Regions from separate parts of the Homo sapiens genome. Here region 1 is linked to region 2. A link is a loop called in an ENCODE intact Hi-C map of the cell type or tissue named here. Cell type or tissue: GM12878. All regions are shown on one strand. Links, peaks and the distances in the headings refer to the core of each region. The heading gives the core; the rest is flanking DNA. Region 1 holds the start of RRAD (RRAD, Ras related glycolysis inhibitor and calcium channel regulator). Region 2 holds the start of DYNC1LI2 (dynein cytoplasmic 1 light intermediate chain 2).

Region 1 (11,407 bases), core at 1,788-9,787, 170 kb before region 2:
GCCATTTTGCAGATCTGTTCTTGAGGGCCTGCTGACAGCATTGAGCCTATCCTAAGAGTGGAATTCAGTCGAGGGCTTTACACTTACTATCTAGTCAGTTCTCCATCCAGCCCTATGCAGCAATTGCTATCCTCTCTCTCTCTTTTTTTTTTTTTTTTTTGAGACACAGAATCTCGCTATGTTGCCCAGGCTGGAGTACTGTGGCTATCCGTAGGTATGATTATAGCACACTACAGCCTTGAATGCCTGGGTTCCAGGGATTCTCTTGCCTCAGCCTCCTGAATTCTTGGGACTGCAGGCATGTGCCATCACACCTCGCTTGCTATTCTTTATCCCCAATTTTCGGACAGGAAATGGGCTTCTAGAATAAATGTAGTCAGACCTCCATTATCCATGCGTTCTACATCCATGGGTACAACCCGCTGTGGATCGAAAATGTAGTTAGGCCTAGGATGACTGTGTCTGTACTGGACATGTACAAACTTTTTTTCTTGTTGTTATTCCCTAAACAATGCAGTCTAACAACAACTTACATAGCATTTACATTGTATTAGGTATTACAGTAGTAATCCGGAGATGACTTAAAATATATGGAAGAATGTGCAGAGGTTAAATGCAGATACTGTGCCATTTTATATAAGAGACTTGATCTCAGCCACTGAAGTTGAGTTTAAAAAACAAAGTAAAAAAATATATGTAAAGGAGTTAAGTATTCATGGATTTTGGGATTCATGGGGATCCTGGAGCCAATCCCCTGTGGATACCAAGGGACAACTCTAATTTACTTCTCAAGACATCTAGCCGGGCACGGTGGCTCACACTTGTAATCCCAGCATTTTGGGAGGCTGATGTGAGGATCGCCTGAGCCCAGCATTTTGAGGCAAGCCTGGGCAACATAGCAAGACCCTGTCTCTAAAATAAAATGTGTGTGTGTATTTAGTGGGGAATGGTGGTGCATGCCTGTGGTTCCAGCTACTCGGGAGGCGGAGGTGGGAGGATCGCTTGAGCCCAGGAGGTTGAGGCTGCAGTGAGCTATGATTGTGCCACTGCACTCCGTCCTGGGTGACAGAGCAACACCCTGTCTCAAAAAAAAAAAAAAACTTACAGCTAGGGAGTAAAGGAGGCCCTGAGCAGCTTGATAGGTGCTGTGCAGCTGGCAGGGGGCGCCGTTGCCTACAGAAGGGGCTAAGCCCATCCTGAACCCCAACTCCTATTGCTCCCACTCAGCTCACTCTTAGGAGGGAGTGGCCTCGCCACCTAATGACCAAGAGGAGGTGCTGGATCTGGCTACCTAAGATCAGAGAGGTGAAGCCATCAGCCCCTATTGCCCAGAGCTTCTTCATCTGTGAGGGGGATAGTCATGGCAACCACTTGGGACTGCCCTTGGGAGATTTAAATGGGTCTAGGCCTAGCTCTGATGATCTAGGCACTGTATCCCGCACAGATGAGGAAGCTGAGGGCTCCAGAGAGGCAGAGTGAACAGCTGAGCCCCAGGGAGCCTTCCCGAGCTGAAGGCCTCACACCCTACGACGTGTGTACCTTCTGCCGGACAGTCCCTGTCTGAGGTGGCCATGGTGTCTGTGTTGAGCTGGGGATGAAGGGAGTCATGGGGGCGGCAGGTGTGATTGAGTCATTTGGCTGGCCTTCCTGGCAGCCAGGCCATGGTGGGTGAGGGACACCAAACTGCTCATGCCACAGCTGACATATCAGATAGTTCTCTTGTCACTCTTGACTCATCAGTGCCTGGCCCCTGGCTGCCTGCAGGGCCACCATCTGTGCATCCTGGGCCAGTGCCCAGGGAACTTTCTGGAACCCCAGATGCTATCTGAGGACACAAGGGTACAGGGGATGGTGAAGTTTGAGGTTCCTGAAACCCTCCACCAGGTATGTCTGGCTCTGCTGTTTCTGGCCTGTGACTCCTCAGGCTTTGGTTACCATGTCTACAAAATGGGAACAACAAATCATAGCTGAGTTTGACCCAGGGATTAGATGACATGTATGAACATGCCCGGCCATGTCTATTTTTGCTCATCATCCTGCCCCCAGCACAAGGGCCTGGCACACAGTAGGTATTTAGTACAGGACCGCGGAATGAATGAATGCATTGGGCCTTAGAACACAGCAGAGGCTCTGGGGCCTGAAGGCTGTGGTGTGAGGAGGGGGTGGGGACACTGAAGCCCAGCCCAGTTCCCTCTGCAGCATCTTGTCACCTGAGGGACGGGGAAGAGTGTGGGGTCCTACAGAGAGGAGACATGGGTATGGGGCTAGGGGAGAGGTATCTGCATTGTTCCTGAGACCTCTGCCCCACTCCTGGACAGACCACCATCCTGGAGAGAGTGGAGCAGAAACAGGAGAGGGACCACAAATTCACCTAACCTGCCCCATCCAACGAAGGATGATCATGATAAACGTGCTCTTAGTGAGATATTACTGTGTGCCCGACTTGAGCCAACTACTGTGCCTCTGCATTTCATGTTTGTTTTGTCTTATAATAACCATCAGGAAGAGGTGATCCCTGTTCTACACTGGAGAAACTGAGGCTCAGCCTAGATAAATGGACACAGGTGAAACAGCTAGCAAGGAGCACAGCTGGGATCTGAAGCCCGGGCGGACCTAGGAGTGGTTCTAGCCTCAGTTTATTCCTCCTGGGCAGCCATGCTCAGCCCAGAGAGCTGGGAGAACCAGGTGGTGGGAGTGGGGGTGTCTCAAGGTTGTGTCCTGGTGTTAATCCCTGGGGCCCCTGGCCATATCTAGCTTGTGGTGAGTGTCTCTGGCCTGTTGGAGCAGCCACTGGAATGCCTGGGGCTTGAGTGGCCCTTTGTGGTTGCAGTTCCCTTGGCAATGAAGAAACACTGCTGAGGTCAAGAGCTCAGATTGCCAGAGGGGAAACCCAGCCCTCCTTCTTTGCATGGCCCCCTGCTGGGAAGGGCCACAGCTACCCCCCACCCTCGCCCTCTGCCAGACACCCAGAGGAGGCTCTTTCCAGTGGCACAGTCATGGGGTTGGAGGGGGCACAGGCAGCCCAGCCAGGATTCCTCATGGGAAGTGTGTGGTGGCTCTTTAGACTTGCCTGCTAACGGGAGGCTCTGCCCATAACTTCCTCTTCCCACTGGAGTTCGTTCAGGAAGCCAGAACCAGCATGGGGATGCTCAGGCCTCCAAGATCCCCTAGGACCATGGGCAGGCCACCCCTCAGCCCAGCTTTTGCCTACTTTGAAGACCTCAAGGACAAGAGGGCCCTAATCTTACCGAGCCAGGCCCTCCTCAATCCAAGGCCTTCTTAGGCGTTGCCAAGGAAACTGATGCAGCAGCCAAAGAGCCTGGCCCAGGTCTCCATGACAACCTACCACAGCCCACCAGGGTCCATCCATCTGTGATGTCACCTGAGCCCCAAATGGATGCCCTCCCACCCCCACCACACTTGTCACAATCAGATGTCACAGTCTGATAGCAGGTCCCTGTCACAAAATACCTCACAGCCTGACCTGCAACCCTCAGACCCCTGAGAGATGAGCAGGGAGCTAAGACACTCCTCATGCCTTGACCACACCCTGTGTTTATGCCCCTTTTGGGTGGGGGCCTGAACCTCCAGGCCCTGGATGTGCCCTGGGTGGCTGGCTCAGCCTACAGCTAGAGGGAAGAAGGGAGACCTTGACGACTCGAAGTGGCTGGCTCCTGCTGGCATTCAACACCCATTGGCCTGGATTTCCCCAACTCTGGGCAACTTCCAGTCCAGGAGCAGAATAACCAGAGCCACGGCCAGGGCCAGGGCTGGGGCAGATTATTTATTTTTAGCAGAGTTGCTGGCAGCTGCCTGGTGGGTGCTGGGAGGTGGGATGGGGACTGAGTTTAATCCCTTCCCTCTTCTGGGCTGGGGTATCCTCCCCAGGGTTCAAGCAGGCATCTCCACCTGCAACTCTGTCAGAGCTGCCCCCACCCCCAACAGCCCTCTCAGGGCCCCCAGGGGCTCATGGGGTGACACCAACCCTCACACTGAAGGTTAGGCTCATTAGGGAGAATCTTCAACTCCAGGATGGGGAGTGGAAAGGATTTTGTGTGAATTTAGGACACCCCCTAAATTCTAGCTCAGACCTGAGCCTATGGGGAGTGGGTGTCATGGGCAGAGAAGGGGGATCTCTGTCCAGCCTGTAACTAGCTTACTTGCTAAAAGGACGAGCCGGGACTTGGGGAGAGGAAAGGGAGAATTCAGTCTCACGGGGCCAGACCGAATTCTTCTCCAGAGGGCAGTTGCTGCTTTTGGCTGATTGGGTTTACCCCGCTGCCTGCCTCCCCATCACGTACTCCCCCCGCAACCTCGCTCTCTCTCTCCTTCTCACACACACCCTCAGCTCCGGACCTCGCCTACCGGTCAGCCCCTCTATTCCCAGACAGCTACCGCTACTCCCCTGGCGGGTAGGGCGGGGTGTCGGGGATGTAAGGTCCGAGGAAGAGGGTGGGGGATTCCCCTGGTGGGGGTGGACAGACACGTCAGCCCCCGCAGCAGCGTGGACCGGGGGCGGGAGCGGGGGCGGGTGGAGGCTTAAATAGGCGGCTCTGGAGCCAGAGCCCAGTGCGGGCTGAGAAGGCGGTGGCTGCAGCAGCAGCGGCGGCGGAAACCCTAAAGTCCGAGTCCGGACTACGAGTGCGTGGCCTCCTAATCCGGATCCTAGTCCTGAGCGTGTCTGTGTGCGAGTGGGTGAGTGTCCTGGCGGAGCGGGGTCGGGGCGGCTGCAGATGGATGCGCCAGGTCCGGAGGGGTCCCGGGTGAGGGCGCCGCGACCTGGGGGCTGGGGGAGGGCTGCGGCGGGACCTCGGCCGGAGCATCCCGCCTGACTCCGGGTTGGGCAGGTGCGCCCCGGGTCCCGCCTCCCTCGCGGCTTACACGGCCACTCGGGTTCCTGATCCCCTAGACGGTCCCGGACGCGATGACCCTGAACGGCGGCGGCAGCGGAGCGGGCGGGAGCCGCGGTGGGGGCCAGGAGCGCGAGCGCCGTCGGGGCAGCACACCCTGGGGCCCCGCCCCGCCGCTGCACCGCCGCAGCATGCCGGTGGACGAGCGCGACCTGCAGGCGGCGCTGACCCCGGGTGCCCTGACGGCGGCCGCGGCCGGGACGGGGACCCAGGGTCCCAGGCTGGACTGGCCCGAGGACTCCGAGGACTCGCTCAGCTCAGGGGGCAGCGACTCAGACGAGAGCGTTTACAAGGTGCTGCTGCTGGGGGCGCCCGGCGTGGGCAAGAGCGCCCTGGCGCGCATCTTCGGCGGTGTGGAGGACGGGCCTGAAGCAGAGGCAGCAGGTGAGGGGACCCAGCTGTTCAGGGGAGGGGCGATCCCGGGGCTAGGACTAGGGGCTGAGACCGGTACTCAAAGCCGCAAATACCGTGGAATTATAGTTGTTGTTGTTGTTATTATTATTATTATTATTATTTTATTATTATTTTGAGACAGAGTTTCGCTCTTTTTCCCAGGCTGGAGTGCAGTGGCCTCGATCTAGGCTCACTGCAACCTCCGCCTTCAGGTTTCAAGGGATTCTCCTGCCTCAGCCTCCAGAGTAGCTAGGATTACAGGCGCCTGCTACCACGCCCGGCTAATATTTGTGTTTTTAGTAGAGTTGGGGTTTCACCATGTTGGCCAGGCTGGTCTGGAATTTCTGACCTCGTGATCCGCCCACCTTGGCTTCCCAAAGTGCTGGGATTACAGGCGTGAGCCACCGCACCTGGCCAATACTGTGGAATTCTATTGGCGCTTTCAGAATCATGCCTCTACCTACCCACTTCATAAATGGGGAAAGGAAAGGAGAAGGGACACCCCCCAGCCTTTGGTAGGGAAGAAATGCCCAGAGTAGAAGGCCAGGGCATAGATATGGCTACTCTGTGGGATGGGACTGGACATCCCTCCCTGCCTATCAGGGACAGGTCAGAGTTTCTAACCAGAGGGATTTCTAAGAGAGGAGCCCTAGGTGGCCAAGGTCCCCAGGGGGGGCATGTGGGTGGAGGTCAGGCACACCATGCCCTCCAGCCCCCACTTCCCTGCCTGGCACTGCTGTTGCCACATACCAGCATCTGCAAGTGGAGTGGAGGGTAAGGAGGGCTCTGGGGAAGAGTTGGAGGGTGTGGCCAGAACAGGAAACCTGGCAGCAGCGGCTTTGACAACCAGCTGGTAACCTGTCTACTGGCCTTCTGCCTAGGGCACACCTATGATCGCTCCATTGTAGTGGACGGAGAAGAGGCATCACTCATGGTCTACGACATTTGGGAGCAGGTAGGGTGCAAGCAGAGACCCAGGGCAGGGGAGGGAGGAGTGAGTTGGGTTAGAGGTCTGGGAGTGCCAGGCTCGTGTCGGGGGCATGAGGACTGTTGGGCAGATGTGTGTTGTGTGTTCTCCAGGACGGGGGCCGCTGGTTGCCCGGCCACTGCATGGCCATGGGGGATGCCTATGTCATTGTGTACTCAGTGACGGACAAGGGCAGCTTCGAGAAGGCCTCAGAACTGCGGGTCCAGCTGCGGCGTGCACGGCAAACAGATGATGTGCCCATCATCCTCGTGGGCAACAAGAGCGACCTGGTGCGCTCTCGTGAGGTCTCGGTGGATGGTGAGTAGGCGGCAGGTTGCAGGGGGAGGGAGAGCCCAGCTGGGCCCTGATCCAGGCAGTCTTGGCTCAGCTTGAGTCCCTGGGGATCATCAGAGGCTAAAAATGTTCAGAAAGAAAACTGGCGGGGAGGGAAATGGGAGAGAGCTGGTGCCTGCTCACAGGGCTCCGGAAGGCCCCAGAGGGCTGGGGAAAGAACCAAATCTGATAGGGGAGCTGGGCACCGCAGGGCCCTCCTCTCCTGCCCCTCTTGGTCCTGGCCTGGCTGGTTGGGGGGGTAAATGGGTGGAAGAGAGTGTAGGGGAACAGGCCAGGAGGTCAGAGCCTGTGTGCTAGGTCTGGGCCATTCTTAGAGTAGACTTGGCCCTGGGGAAGACCCTTCCCACTTGGCCTCAGCATCCTTTTCTGTGGACCCCAGTACTGAGCCCCTCAGAGGAACCCAGCAGTGACTTGGTGACCTTGCCTCCGCAACCCCAGTCCACTGGATCATTCATCATGATATAACCTCGAATTAAAAAATACTAAGTTGTGCGGGGCATGGGCCAGGGGGTGGCTAACGCCTGTAATCCCAGCACTTTGGGAGGCCGAGGCGGGTGGATCACGAGGTCAGGAGATCGAGACCATCCTGGCTAGCATGGTGAAACCCCATCTCTACTAAAAATACAAAAATTAGCCGGGCGTGGTGGCGGGCGCCTGTAGTCCCAGCTACTCGGGAGGCTGAGGCAGGAGAATGGCGTGAACCCGGGAGGCGGAGCTTTCAGTGAGCAGAGATTGTGCCACTGCACTCCAGCCTGGGAGACAGCGAGACTCTATCTCAGAAAAATAAAATAAAATAAAATAAAATACTAAGTTGTCCAACATAGTTCTCATTTTCCTGTGTTTACTACTGTCGTACTTTGTTTAAATATCAGGCTTCAAATTATTTCAATAAATGGATCTCCTTTTGAGGGCCACTGTTTTGGGGGCTCCTTAAATGCAGGCACTCTGCCTACTGGGTGACGCAGCAGTGCCCAGTACCCTCAGTACAGGAGCTGGGGTCTCTGTGTTTTCGGGGAGGACCTTGCAAATTCTCGAGTGGCAGCTTCCATGGGTGGCCACTGTTGGAGGGGACTCCTCATTCACCCACCCTTTGTTTACTGGTGCCTGCCTTTCCCCACCCACACAGAGGGCCGGGCCTGCGCGGTGGTCTTTGACTGCAAGTTCATTGAGACATCAGCGGCATTGCACCACAATGTCCAGGCGCTGTTTGAAGGTGTCGTGCGCCAGATACGCCTGCGCAGGGACAGCAAAGAAGCCAACGCACGACGGCAAGCAGGCACCCGGAGGCGAGAGAGCCTTGGCAAAAAGGCGAAGCGCTTCTTGGGCCGCATCGTAGCTCGTAACAGCCGCAAGATGGCCTTTCGCGCCAAATCCAAGTCCTGCCACGACCTCTCGGTTCTCTAGGTCCCACCCGCTCCCACTATGGTGGGAGACGAACGGAAGGGTTGGTGGGCTGGCCCAGCCAACTGCCCCGGGTGCCTCAGAGCAGGCTCAGACTCTGGGTCCCTCGGAGCTGCCAGCCGGGCACCCCCAACCTCATGGTCATGGACAGATAGACAGTGCTGCCCTGCGAAGTGGCTCTCAGGGGCCAGTGAGGGCTGGGCCCACAGAGATGCATGCGCAGGCTCATATGCGTCCCAAGCAGCCGCAGCGCAGCCGCCGGGCAGGCCTGCGTGCCGGGAGAGGACTCTGCCTTTTTTCACAGCCCGGGTGTGCCTGCCCTGGAGGGAGGCTCTTCAGTGCGGTAGCTATTTGTTTACATGCAGATTTTTGTAATAAAGGCTATTTCCTGATAGTCATGGCTGTTGACTCTCTTTCCTCCTATCTGGGCGCTTCAGGAGCTGGAAGGATTTCTGAAGTTGAGGGATGGGGGCTCACTGCCCCACCCTAGTGTGTGGCCATGATGTGTTAATGTGAGGGTCCAGATTTAGCCAGCTGGGATGGGCATCGGGTCTGGTTAGAGGTTCAAGGAGCAGGAGACACAAACCCCTCCCAGTCCCTGTTATCCAGATTCTTCTCTTTCTGCACTGGGGCCTGGCGTTGCCCAACTGATTGAGGGTTCAATCACTTCACTGTCCATAAAGGGAAACAGGCTGCTCAGGGGAGCACATTCTGCCCTGGGTCTCACAACCAGGCAGGAACCCTGGGTCTCACAACCAGGCAGGAACCCTGGGTCTCACAACCAGACAGGATCTGGCTCCACAGCTGGTATTTCTGCCCTGTTCCCTCTTGAGGGGCTGGAATCAGCTGAGGTTGGGGATAGAGACCTCCGAGGGGTGGTTTGTGAAGGCACACACAGCTCCACATGGCTCCTCCACCACTTCACTGGGGTTGAGCTACGGAGGAGGCACTCACTGTTCTCTCTACCATGAGTATCCAGGCCAGAACATTCCATGCTCAGCATTGGCTAATTCAGTTTTGGTGGGAACAGCTGCCGGGAGCCCGCCCTGCCTGGAATGAGAGGTCTTGCATTTGTATAGGAAGGTGTACTCGTGCTTATGTTTAGGGATGCACCTGTCTCCCTGCCCACCCATGCCCATGGCTCCCTCACCCTCGGCACAAGTGCTGCTAAGAGTTTTTATCTACATGGTCTCAGGAAAAACCATCCCCATCTGGTGCTGGGTGGGAAGTGGCTGAGTGGGGACTGGTATACAGGTCTGCCCATCTCCAAAGCCTGGAGGCAGCCTGGGGCGAGGTGGGGGGCAGTTTCTAAGAAGGTTCTGGGCCAAGGTCCATACATTCCTTCCTTAGTTCAATTTATTCAATTTATTCATTCCCTCACCCTCGGCACAAGTGCTGCTAAGAGTTTTTATCTACATGGTCTCAGGAAAAACCATCCCCATCTGGTGCTGGGTGGGAAGTGGCTGAGTGGGGACTGGTATACAGGTCTGCCCATCTCCAAAGCCTGGAGGCAGCCTGGGGCAAGGTGGGGGGCAGTTTCTAAGAAGGTTCTGGGCCAAGGTCCATACATTCCTTCCTTAGTTCAATTTATTCAATTTATTCATTCCACAGACTCCAGGGAGCCCTGGCAACCTGGTTAGAATCCTGATTGCAGCTTATTGAATGGCAGGAGGAGGCTTGAGGGCTGCCCCTCCATGTACAGGGGAGCGCTGAGATTCACCCACGTGCTCCCCAGGGCAGAGGTAACTGCTCAGAGCTGTTGCTGCTCTGCCCCTCCTCCCCACATACTTCAAGGAATGCAGAAGGCATGGTATTTTCAGATCAAGTGAGGGTCCCCAGGCCTTCCTGGCTCTGTCACTTATTGACTGTGTGACCCTAGGCAAACCACTCAGCTTCTCTGTGCCCCAGCATGTGCCCAATGCCCCTTCAGAACGCAGTATGTGGCATAATGAAGGTATGTGCTCAGAGCAGTGCTGGGCACAGAGCAGGAGCTTAACACGTGTGAAACCCCCTTCAACCTCCCCACACTACACTGCTCCAGGCTGGGTGCCAGAGTGACCCTGAAGCAGGCACTCAGCTTGTGACAAGGCTGGGGGCAGCTGGGGGTAGCTTCTGGCCTGAGAGAGACTAATCAGATGTACAGTGGGAAGGACTTCGTGGGGACCATGGGAAGCTCCAAGGCTGGAGAGGGACTGGAGACCTTCTTCCCACCCTCTCCCCTCATTCCAGACTCCCAGGCCCCAGAAGCATCTCCTGGCTCTGCTTGGCTGCCCTCATTGCGGGGAGAGCCCCTGTTCAGCCCTGCAACTCCCTCAAGGTCACCTGAGCCAGTTTAATCTTCTTAGGGGCATGAGACTGCCCACTGTCTCAGCCCTGTCACTGTTGAGTGGCCAGTGTAAGGACTTCGGGAGCTCATAGGCTGCTGCACTCCCCCACCACAGGTCCCCCTGGGGGGGGTGGTCTGGAGCCCCAATACCCACTTCCACTCATGTACTGCTCACCCATCCTTTGCAACCTCCAGCTCCTTGTCTTAGTTCCACAAGCCATGCGGAGCTGCCAGGGCAGAATGAGAGCCAGGTCATTCCTGAGTCCCTGAGTTCTGCTCTCAAAGGGCTCCCAATCTAATGGAAGAGGCAGACAATGACAAGCTGGTGTCCTCTGTGTATTAATAGAGATAGCACATGGCATGGTGTGAGGGGGAGGGGCATTCCCAGAGGAGGCTCCTGAACAAGCCTGGGAACATAGGGGAAGTTTCCTGGAAAAAGGAATATTTGAGCTGAGCACTGAAGCATGCATGAGCAGGTGCTTACCACACAGATGAATGAGTGGGAAGGGTGTTCCATGCAAAAGGAACAGAGTGTGAAAAGGTGTGGCTGCAGACACTGGAGCCTGGGAGATAAGTCAGACCAAGTCTGGAGCCACAGAAAAAGTAACGTCCAGAACCAGAGGGCCAAGGAATACCTCCTGGGCTGTGCTGGGGTCGAGGGAGTGCCAGGCCAACCATCTCCCCACCTCCTGGAGCTGGCAGTCACGGATGCTGAGCAGCTCCTGGCTTTCCAAAGTCAATGAGTAACTTGGGGGGCTGGGCGGGGCCAGGCCTGCTGCTGTGGGCCCAGTGGCCTTTTCCACTCCTGAGCAAGCGTGGCTGAACCCTCCTACCTGCTCAAGTGCCCTGCCTTGCCCCACCCAGCCCAGCCTGGCCAGAGCCCCCTGGAGAAGGAGCTCTCTTCTTGCTTGGCAGCTGGACCAAGGGAGCCAGTCTTGGGCGCTGGAGGGTGAGGGGCTGGGAGTGGAGGGGAGGGCATGGCTGAGGCTGAGGTTGGTGGTGGGGAAAGGAGAAACACTGCCCTGTCCTCGCCATCTGGGAAAGAATTCCCAGGGC
Region 2 (8,000 bases), core at 1-8,000:
GAAGATTTGGGCACAGATATTAAGTATAAAAGTCAGGGAGATGGCAGCCACAATGGAAAAGTGGGGCTTTACATGATCAACTCCAGGGCTCAATATCCTGAAAGTTATAGTAACCAATCTAGTCCTGATTATTATGGGTTCAAATCATTTAGCAAGGGAAGTTGAAACCTATTTCTTGGATAGCCACAGTTTTCCAGTACACCCAAAATGAAAGAATAATTTCATTGATAAGCTTTGAGATAGTTTTACCAATAAATTTTTTCTCTCAACAAGTATTTATTGACTACCTACTGTGTGTCAGATACTATTCTAAGCACTGGGGATACAATGGTGAATAAAATAGATCAAAATTGCTGCCCTCATGGAGCTTACATTCTAAATAATACTATTAAGTAATAATCAGACATTTACACTGATAACCTTCTGCTGGGAAGATTTTTTCATCTGTTTTAAAAGGTCTGAACTGTGGCTCTTAGAAAAGGTAAACAAATGGCTGTCTTGGCCTGCAAGGGCAAGGTTTTCTAAGGGTGACCCAGGACAACTGCACCCAGTACTACGAAAGTAAATAACAGCCTCAACTGGAAATACAGAAAACTTCTCCTCACCAGCATCTACCCACATTGATAAGATGAGATAATAATGAATGAAAAAGCTTAAAGAAAACTATTTCCTAGTAATCATCACCAGAAAATATTTGTTTACAGATACCAGCTGTATATTCTTTCTTTATAGAAAGTATCCCTTAAAAACCAAATAGTTAAAAACTTCCTTCCTCATTGTGCAGCCTATATTTTGAGTTTTGATCTAGCTGACCATGTGTTTTTAAAAGCAAATTTCAAAAGACCCTTATTCTTAAAAATATTATCAAACCTAATATTTAACAAGTGTTGATATTCTTTTCTATTCTATCAAGTTATGGAGCCCTTTGGGAAGACTGTATCTCTAAGATACGTAAGCTGTTTTTTATTTTTATTTATTTATATATTTTGAGACAGAGTCTTGCTCTGTCGCCCAGGCTGGAGTGCAGTGGTGTGCTGTCAGCTCACTGCAACCTCTGCCTCCCGAGTTTAAGCAATTCTTGTGCCTCAGCCTCCCGAGAAGCTGGGACTACAGTCACGTGCCACCATGCCTGGCTACTTTTTGTATTTTTGGTGGAGAGAGATTATTGCCACGTTGACCAGGCTGGTCTCGAACTTCTGACCTCAAGTAATCCACCTTCCTCAGCCTCCCAAAGTGCTGGGATTATAGGCATAAGTCACCGTGCCTGGCCGGTAAGATGTTTGTTAACTGTCCTCACAGGAATGTTGAATTAACAATCAAATGTTTATAAACTTTTGTTTCTTGACTGAAAGATGTTGTATTACTACTGTCAATTAAGTTATAATTACTGAAGAAGTCACAGTGATAGCAACTAGCTTAATATTAGGCACTCAGGTTTTTAAAATTGAAGTGGGTTTCCACATGATGAGAAGCCCTGGCATTTCTCACTCTGTAGTTTATATCCTTAGGTATAAGTTAAGCATATCCAAATAAGCACTTATTTGCATCTCAGGACCTTTGTTCAGCAAATACTAATATATTCTACAATTCTAATTATAGAAAAAAGAAGAATTCGCAAAAACTTTACTGAAGAAGAAGTAAATTACCTTTTCAATGGAGTTAAGAAAATGGGAAATCACTGGAATTCAATTTTGTGGTCTTTCCCCTTTCAGCAAGGACGGAAGGCTGTGGACCTTGCTCACAAATACCACAAGCTGACCAAACACCCCACGTGTGCAGCTTCTTGATTGAAAGAAGACTGTCAGTTTTTAGTTTGGATTCTTAAAATACAGTGCCTTGAAAGATACATTTAAAGTATTTTTCTAAACTCTCATGAGAAGGAATGTGGAAATGAGGATACAGTTTTCATTAAACAGTTTTTGTGATGCTGAAACTCATCAAATTACAATGATTTATAAAGCAAATATATCATCAGTGTACAGATTAGTAAGAAAATTCCTTCATAAGATCAAACATTTGTTTAGGAATATGCTTTTATTTTTCCTTAAGCTTAAAGGACACAGAGAAAAGAATTAGCCTTTAAATGTTATTTGACATTATATTGCAATAAATACTATGTGGGACATTTGGATTTTAGTATTTTTATATGGTACAAAAGTCCCTCCCCAGAATTCAGAAAGAATAGTTCCCCAAGCTATTTAACTAAGGTTCCCATACACTAAATCAATATTTGACATTTTGTTAATTAAAATGTTTCCTTGGCTGTGGTGGTGGCCCATATTTGTAATCCTAGCACTTTGGGAGGCCAATGTGGGAGGATCACTTGAGGCAAGGAGTTTGAGACCAGCCTGGGCAACATAGTGAGACCCCTATCTTTACAAAAAAATTTAAAAATTAGCTGGATGTGGTGGCATGCCCCTGTGGTCCTAACTACTTGAGAGGCTGAAGTGGGAGGATCGCTTGAGCCCAGGAGTTCGAGGTTGTAGTTAGTTATGAGTGTTTCACTGTACTCTGGCCTGGACAAGAGCAAGACCCTATCTCTTAAAAAAGTTTCCTCTTCTATTGTTTATTGTAGTATCCTAGAGGAAAAAAAAAAAGTTTCTTCTTCTAAAGACTAATTATGCAGTTGCTTTGAATACTCCCACATCATATAGTCAGGTTCACTTCTTTTTGGTGTATGTTTATTTGCTTTAGCTTTTCAGAAATGTCTACACTTTCCCTTCTTCTCCCTCTGTATCTTTATCCTTCATACTGATGAGCCCTAGTTACTTCATGTTGCAGCAGAACGATGTCTTGTCCCCTTATGAGTTTAGTCACTGACCACTGGATACCTCTGTCTTTGCAAAATGTGTCCAGAAATGTCACCCTAAGAAATCCAGCCTGACTGGCATGGGGGGCTAGCTTCTTTGTTAGCATCAGTGAGGTTTTATGGGTTCTACCCTAAGATGTTTCTTGGCATTCTACATGACCAACTCTTAGATTATAGTTAATACAGTAATGACGTTTAGATTATCATTTTTATTTCAAATAATTTCCTATCCTATTCCTATGCATTTTTAAATTAAATTTTACTTTATTTGACAGTCTTACTCTGTCGCCCAGGCTAGAGTGCAGTGGTGTGATCTCAACTCCCTGCAGCCTCTGTCTCCTGGGTTCAAGCAATTATCGTGCTTCAGCCTCCCAGGCAGCTGGGATTACAGGCGGATGCCACCATTCCTGGCTAATTTTTTTTTTTTTTTTTTGTATTTTTAGTAGAGACGGGGTTTGGCCATGTTGGACAGGCTGGTCTGGAACTCCTGACCTCAAGTGATCCGCCAGCCTCGGCCTCCCAAAGTGCCGGGATTACAGGTGTGAGCCACCGTACCTGGCCTTCCTATGCTTTTTTGTTAAACTCTTCCACAGGACTTTAATAGTTCCTGCTAAATTTCAACTTGTTAGATTTAGTCTCTGCTCAGTTTGTCATGCAGTAGATAAGGCAACCCTTCCTGCTTCAGGTCATCCACAACTTCCATGACTGCTGCTGTATTCTTATCCAAGTCACTGATGGCACCCTGAATTGGCTGGCCAGGGCAGGAGGTTTGGGCAGGCCCCTAGCAGCCTCATCTGCTGGTCCCTCCTCTTCATCAGCCACCTCTGGGCTAGTCTTTAATAAGCCTCAGTGCTATCATCCAGCATTGATTTCACTTTCGCATCTAAGATGTGAATTGTCAAATGCCCTGTTGAAATCTGCATTTGCTGTATCTGCAGCATCCGCCTACCTGGTACTCCTGCAAAAAAGAAAGATACTGTGTAAATCTGGTATTCTCTTTTCCTTTAGTGTTTAATCACAAAATTTCACTTAGTGCTGATTAAGCTCACTGGCCTGTAATTTTCATCTCCATCTTCTGTCCTGTGAAAATTCAGCACTGCTTGCCCTTTTAGGACTTCTGGCACTTTGCCTGATTTTCCCAGATTTCCAAGGGAGGAACTCAGTGGGTTTTCACTCTCGTCTTGTTTAAACCTTACATCCAGTTTGGCAGATGATATGCCCATTTGTTTTATCCCGTAATTCATGCCGCCAGATTTTTTGGCATCAGGATCACAATCCTACTCATCTGAAACCTACTTAGGTGGTGCTTTTCTGCCACATTCCACTTCCTTGTGATATTTAGAAATGTCTTGTTAGCCTGTTTCCATAGAGAATGGCAAGAGCCCTCAAGTAGAGGCCACACCTAAAATTAAGCTTGATAATGGAATGTATGTTTTTCCTTCGGTTACTCTCCGCTCTTTCCCTTTTCCATCCCCTTTCCTTTTATTTTTCTCCCCGCTCTGCACCTGCCAGCTGGCCCCCAAGGAAATTAAGGGCTCCTCTTCTGGTGTGAAATGCTGGCTCCCTGAAAACATCATTTTAAAAAGCATGTTAATAAAGCAAAGCCAAGTGTATTATGCACTGCGGTCAAGAGCACTACTTCACAGTCTTTAGTCTTCGGAGGAGGAGGGGGAAATGCAGGATATTTATGAGGATTCTGGGGTCTTCCTTAAGGCTAGTCTTTCAATGCAGGGCTTGAGTAGGGTTAGGCCAAGTTCATGATATAATGGTCCAAGGTTGGGGAATAAATTAGAAGTACCGAATGTTATCTTCTAGCCTTGGGTCCTTGGGTGGGTTTCTTAAATTTTTTGAGCTTCAGGTTCCTCATCTGTGAAAGGGTTAGATAAGATTCAGTGAGATAATGTGTGACTCTGGCACATGGTGAGCTCTAGATAAATGGCGCTTTTGTGTCCATCAGTCTCATTCCCAAAGCCTAGGCTTTCGGGTCGGTCATCCGGCTGCCCGACCCGCGACGGCGCAGGGGAATCGGCGAGCGTGGCGGGGTGCTGCGCTGCGCCCCTCAGCCGGCAGAGGCCGCCAGCGCGCCCTCGGTCCGGACGGTGCCCGCCCCTGCCACCGCCTCCCCGCGCATGGCTGCCCCGGCGGCTGCCTGACCGCCGCCCGCCACCTCGGCGGCCTCGCAACCCGTGGGAGCCCGTGGCCATCGCAGACCTAGAGGACACGTTGGGCGGCGCAGTCGCCGCGGCAAGGTCGGCGGGCGGCGCGGCGCGAGGGACGGCGAGCGGGGGGCGGCCCGGCCCGGGTCCTCGCGGGTCCTCGGCGGGCCCGGGGGAGGGCCCTCTTTGTGGCTGCAGTTGGCAAGATGGCGCCGGTGGGGGTGGAGAAGAAGCTGCTGCTAGGTCCCAACGGGCCCGCGGTGGCGGCCGCCGGCGACCTGACCAGTGAGGAGGAGGAAGGCCAGAGCCTATGGTGAGGCCGCGGGCGGTCGGGCCGGGCCGTGGGGGGCGCGGCCTCTGGGCCGGACCGTCGGACACACTGAGGGGCCGACGCGAGCCGGGCCATCCCAGCCCGGCCCGGGGCTGACCACTCTTGCCATTGTCGCCACAGGTCCTCCATTCTGAGCGAAGTGTCCACCCGCGCCAGGTCCAAGCTGCCGTCCGGCAAGAACATCCTGGTCTTCGGTGAGCGCCGGCGGCGGGGCGTTGCCCCAGGTCGCTGGGGTGGGCGAGGCGGGCGCCCCTCCCTCAGGTCCCCGCCTTCCCCGTTCCAGCCGCCTGCCCGCAGCCTGGCGGGAAAGGGACCGTCGGCCCTGGCCGGTCAGCTGGAGAGTGGTCAAGCCTCCAGCGCCTGAGGGTGGGATGCTGCCCTCTTTGGAGAGCGTAGTGGTGCTTTGGGGTTGTCGGCATATTGTTTCAGTCACTTGGCCCTCTATGCCTTCATTGCCTCGACGGTTACCAAATTGAGGTCGTGGAGAGGGGAAGCTAGTAGATGAGATTAGGTGGAGAAGGTGGGAGAACGAGGTGACCTGGGCTCGGAGCTGTGGGGAAATGACCACGGGAGCCTTCTTTGAGCCTCATCAGTAGTGCATAGTCCGAGGTTTTAGGGACTTTGCAGAGGACAGAGAGTCAGCACTGGGGACGTTTCCTCCATTATGCTAGCCCTCACTGCTAGGTTACCTGAGTCAGGTCCCTTACTCCCTCTGGCCTCACTCTCCTCAAGTGAGGGAGTTTGGGTACATTCACACAGCAAGTCCATTTGTTGCTTGGGACCTGTGGGCTGGGCACAGGCTCAGCATAGGCGACTCTTAAACACTATAGAAGAATCTCAGTCTGGTGGAAGACAGATGTATTGGTGATTGCATTGCACCATGCCGATTATTGTGGAAGCATTACACTGCTTAGAGCTGGTGAAGGAGGATGATTCGGGGGTTGAGTATTTTGCAGAAAAGTGTCAGTATGCAGGGACACAGATGACAAGAGGGTGTGGGGTTTGGAAACTGCTAGAAGCGCCTTGTGGTTGGTGGCTGCTAAGGTAAGTTGGGGGCAGATTGTGGGAAGGCTGAAGAGTTAGTGCTGTTTCCTGAAGTTCTCTGATTTTTCAAATGGCTTTTATCTCACCTCCATCCCCCAATTCCCATGGGAATCACTGCCTTGGTAGTTTTCCTACTGTTAGAATGTGTGACCTTTCTCAGGAATTGACTGTGGTAGGTAATACCGGACCCTTAGAGATCTTCAAGAAGTGGGGGATCAAGATCACCAGATCTGAGTTTTAGAAAGAACGCTGCCTGCAGAGGGACAGTAGCTCAAAATGAGCAGGTACTGAAGTCAGGCTGACAGGTCCTCACCTTGGTCTGGATGCAGAGGGCCTGAATAAGGTAGAGGCATTGGAGATGGAGAGGAGGTCTTTGATCTGTGGACTGACTGCCTTTCAATTCTCATGTTCTGTAATTCCATATTATTAAATGGCAGAAGTGCCTAGTAATGTTTGGCGATGGTTCTCCTTGATGTTTAAGGATCCGGGGAAGGGGGGTGTTGTTTGGGTGGAGGGAGATGAAGAAGTGCTTAATAATTAACTGAGATTGTACTGAAGAGTTTTGCTAGGTCTATAATTATTTTCGTCAGTTTCTTAGCCTTCAGAATGTTTGTGAAGGAGATGTACTAAAATCAAAAGTGAATAACTTCCATTCTTCACCATTGTGAAGCAGGATCAGACTTTTTTTAGTTCACAGTACCTGGACTTTTAGGTTAATTGTATCATATTTTGAAGATTTCTTGTTTTTCTTGTGGTGAAACTTTTTCTTGTGAGAAACTAACCCTACCTTTTACTTTCACTTCTCCGAATGCATGTCTTATAAATTATAGATAGGGCCTGTGGACCTGCCTCATTATTTCCCTTTTGAAGTAAGGATAACTGCAGTAGAATGTCATTTTAGATCTTGGAATTTGCTGCCTTTACCACCCTCTCCTCCCCACCCTCCCAACCACTCTTCCAGCAAAGTCCTTTGTTTATGAAAGCAGGTGAGACTTCAACAGCAGACTTTGCATGAAATTCTTAGTTTCTCCGTGTCATGTGAGTGTCATGCCTCCCCATCCTTGCCCGGAATAAACAGTACACCTTTGTCTTGCAAACATCCTTTGTAGGTGAAGATGGTTCTGGTAAAACAACCCTCATGACTAAACTACAAGGAGCTGAGCATGGCAAAAAAGGAAGAGGCCTAGAATATCTCTACCTCAGTGTCCATGATGAGGACCGAGATGGTGAGTGAAGCATTGGTCCCATGGTAAGGGGGTGTATGCAGGACTCTGACTGCTTCCTTGGGTGCAGTTCCTGCAGCATGGCCAGGCATTCTCAGTTTTCTGTTTGGTTCTCAGAGAGTTAATCACAGAATAGATGAAGTACGTATCTTTTGCAGGACTTAACCCCCTTTATAGAGTATGTTAGCAAAATTGGGGAATGGGACACTTAGCTGTTGCTCTGGCTAGCCTGCCTTTAAAAAGAGATACTGAAGATAAATTTTTACTTAACCCATAAAGGTGGTAAGAAAGATTTTTTAAAGCTTTGGAGTTTTATATGAGAGAAATGCTTGGCTGTCCTGGGGACCATTGTTACTCTGCCTGGTTCTAGTAGAGAATCCGAAGTTGGTGTGGTTTAGAGTGTAACAATTTAACATATGTTAATAGGAGAGTTTCCT

Evidence for each region. A loop is a pair of places that touch in the nucleus more often than their neighbours do. Peaks named below come from ENCODE experiments on the same cell type or tissue, not always from the same donor. Only the 100,000 strongest peaks of a DNase experiment are listed, where the experiment ranks them.
Region 1: it touches region 2 in a loop (3-fold over the local background); 3 of 110 quality-filtered maps call a loop at or near these places.

Annotation. Positions count from the first base shown.
Region 1 is chr16:66,918,697-66,930,103 of GRCh38, reverse strand. RRAD (RRAD, Ras related glycolysis inhibitor and calcium channel regulator) reads left to right here and starts at 4,569. Exons shown (of 5, transcript NM_004165.3): 1 at 4,569-4,695; 2 at 4,910-5,294; 3 at 6,185-6,258; 4 at 6,384-6,588; 5 at 7,751-8,419. The coding sequence starts at 4,925. The coding sequence ends at 8,028. It overlaps CDH16 (cadherin 16), which reads left to right and starts at 11,219. Exons shown (of 18, transcript NM_004062.4): 1 at 11,219-11,300. RefSeq lists enhancers at 1,863-2,032, 1,750-2,949, 7,415-7,938, 7,939-8,462 and silencers at 4,575-4,634, 4,765-5,204. In GM12878, for the core only: a CTCF peak has its summit at 5,067 (motif pointing right); no DNase peak of the experiment used is centred there; H3K4me3 peaks cover 1,021 bases; H3K27ac peaks cover 469 bases; H3K27me3 peaks cover 151 bases.
Region 2 is chr16:66,748,763-66,756,762 of GRCh38, reverse strand. DYNC1LI2 (dynein cytoplasmic 1 light intermediate chain 2) reads left to right here and starts at 5,154. Exons shown (of 13, transcript NM_006141.3): 1 at 5,154-5,278; 2 at 5,417-5,490; 3 at 7,450-7,566. The coding sequence starts at 5,172. TERB1 (telomere repeat binding bouquet formation protein 1) reads left to right here. Exons shown (of 19, transcript NM_001136505.2): 19 at 1,600-2,123. The coding sequence ends at 1,787. It overlaps DYNC1LI2-DT (DYNC1LI2 divergent transcript), which reads right to left and starts at 5,011. Exons shown (of 2, transcript NR_133569.1): 1 at 3,863-5,011; 2 at 2,020-3,767. RefSeq lists an enhancer at 4,798-5,513 and a silencer at 4,727-5,526. In GM12878, for the core only: a CTCF peak has its summit at 4,867 (motif pointing right); no DNase peak of the experiment used is centred there; H3K4me3 peaks cover 3,209 bases; H3K27ac peaks cover 1,359 bases; H3K27me3 peaks cover 181 bases.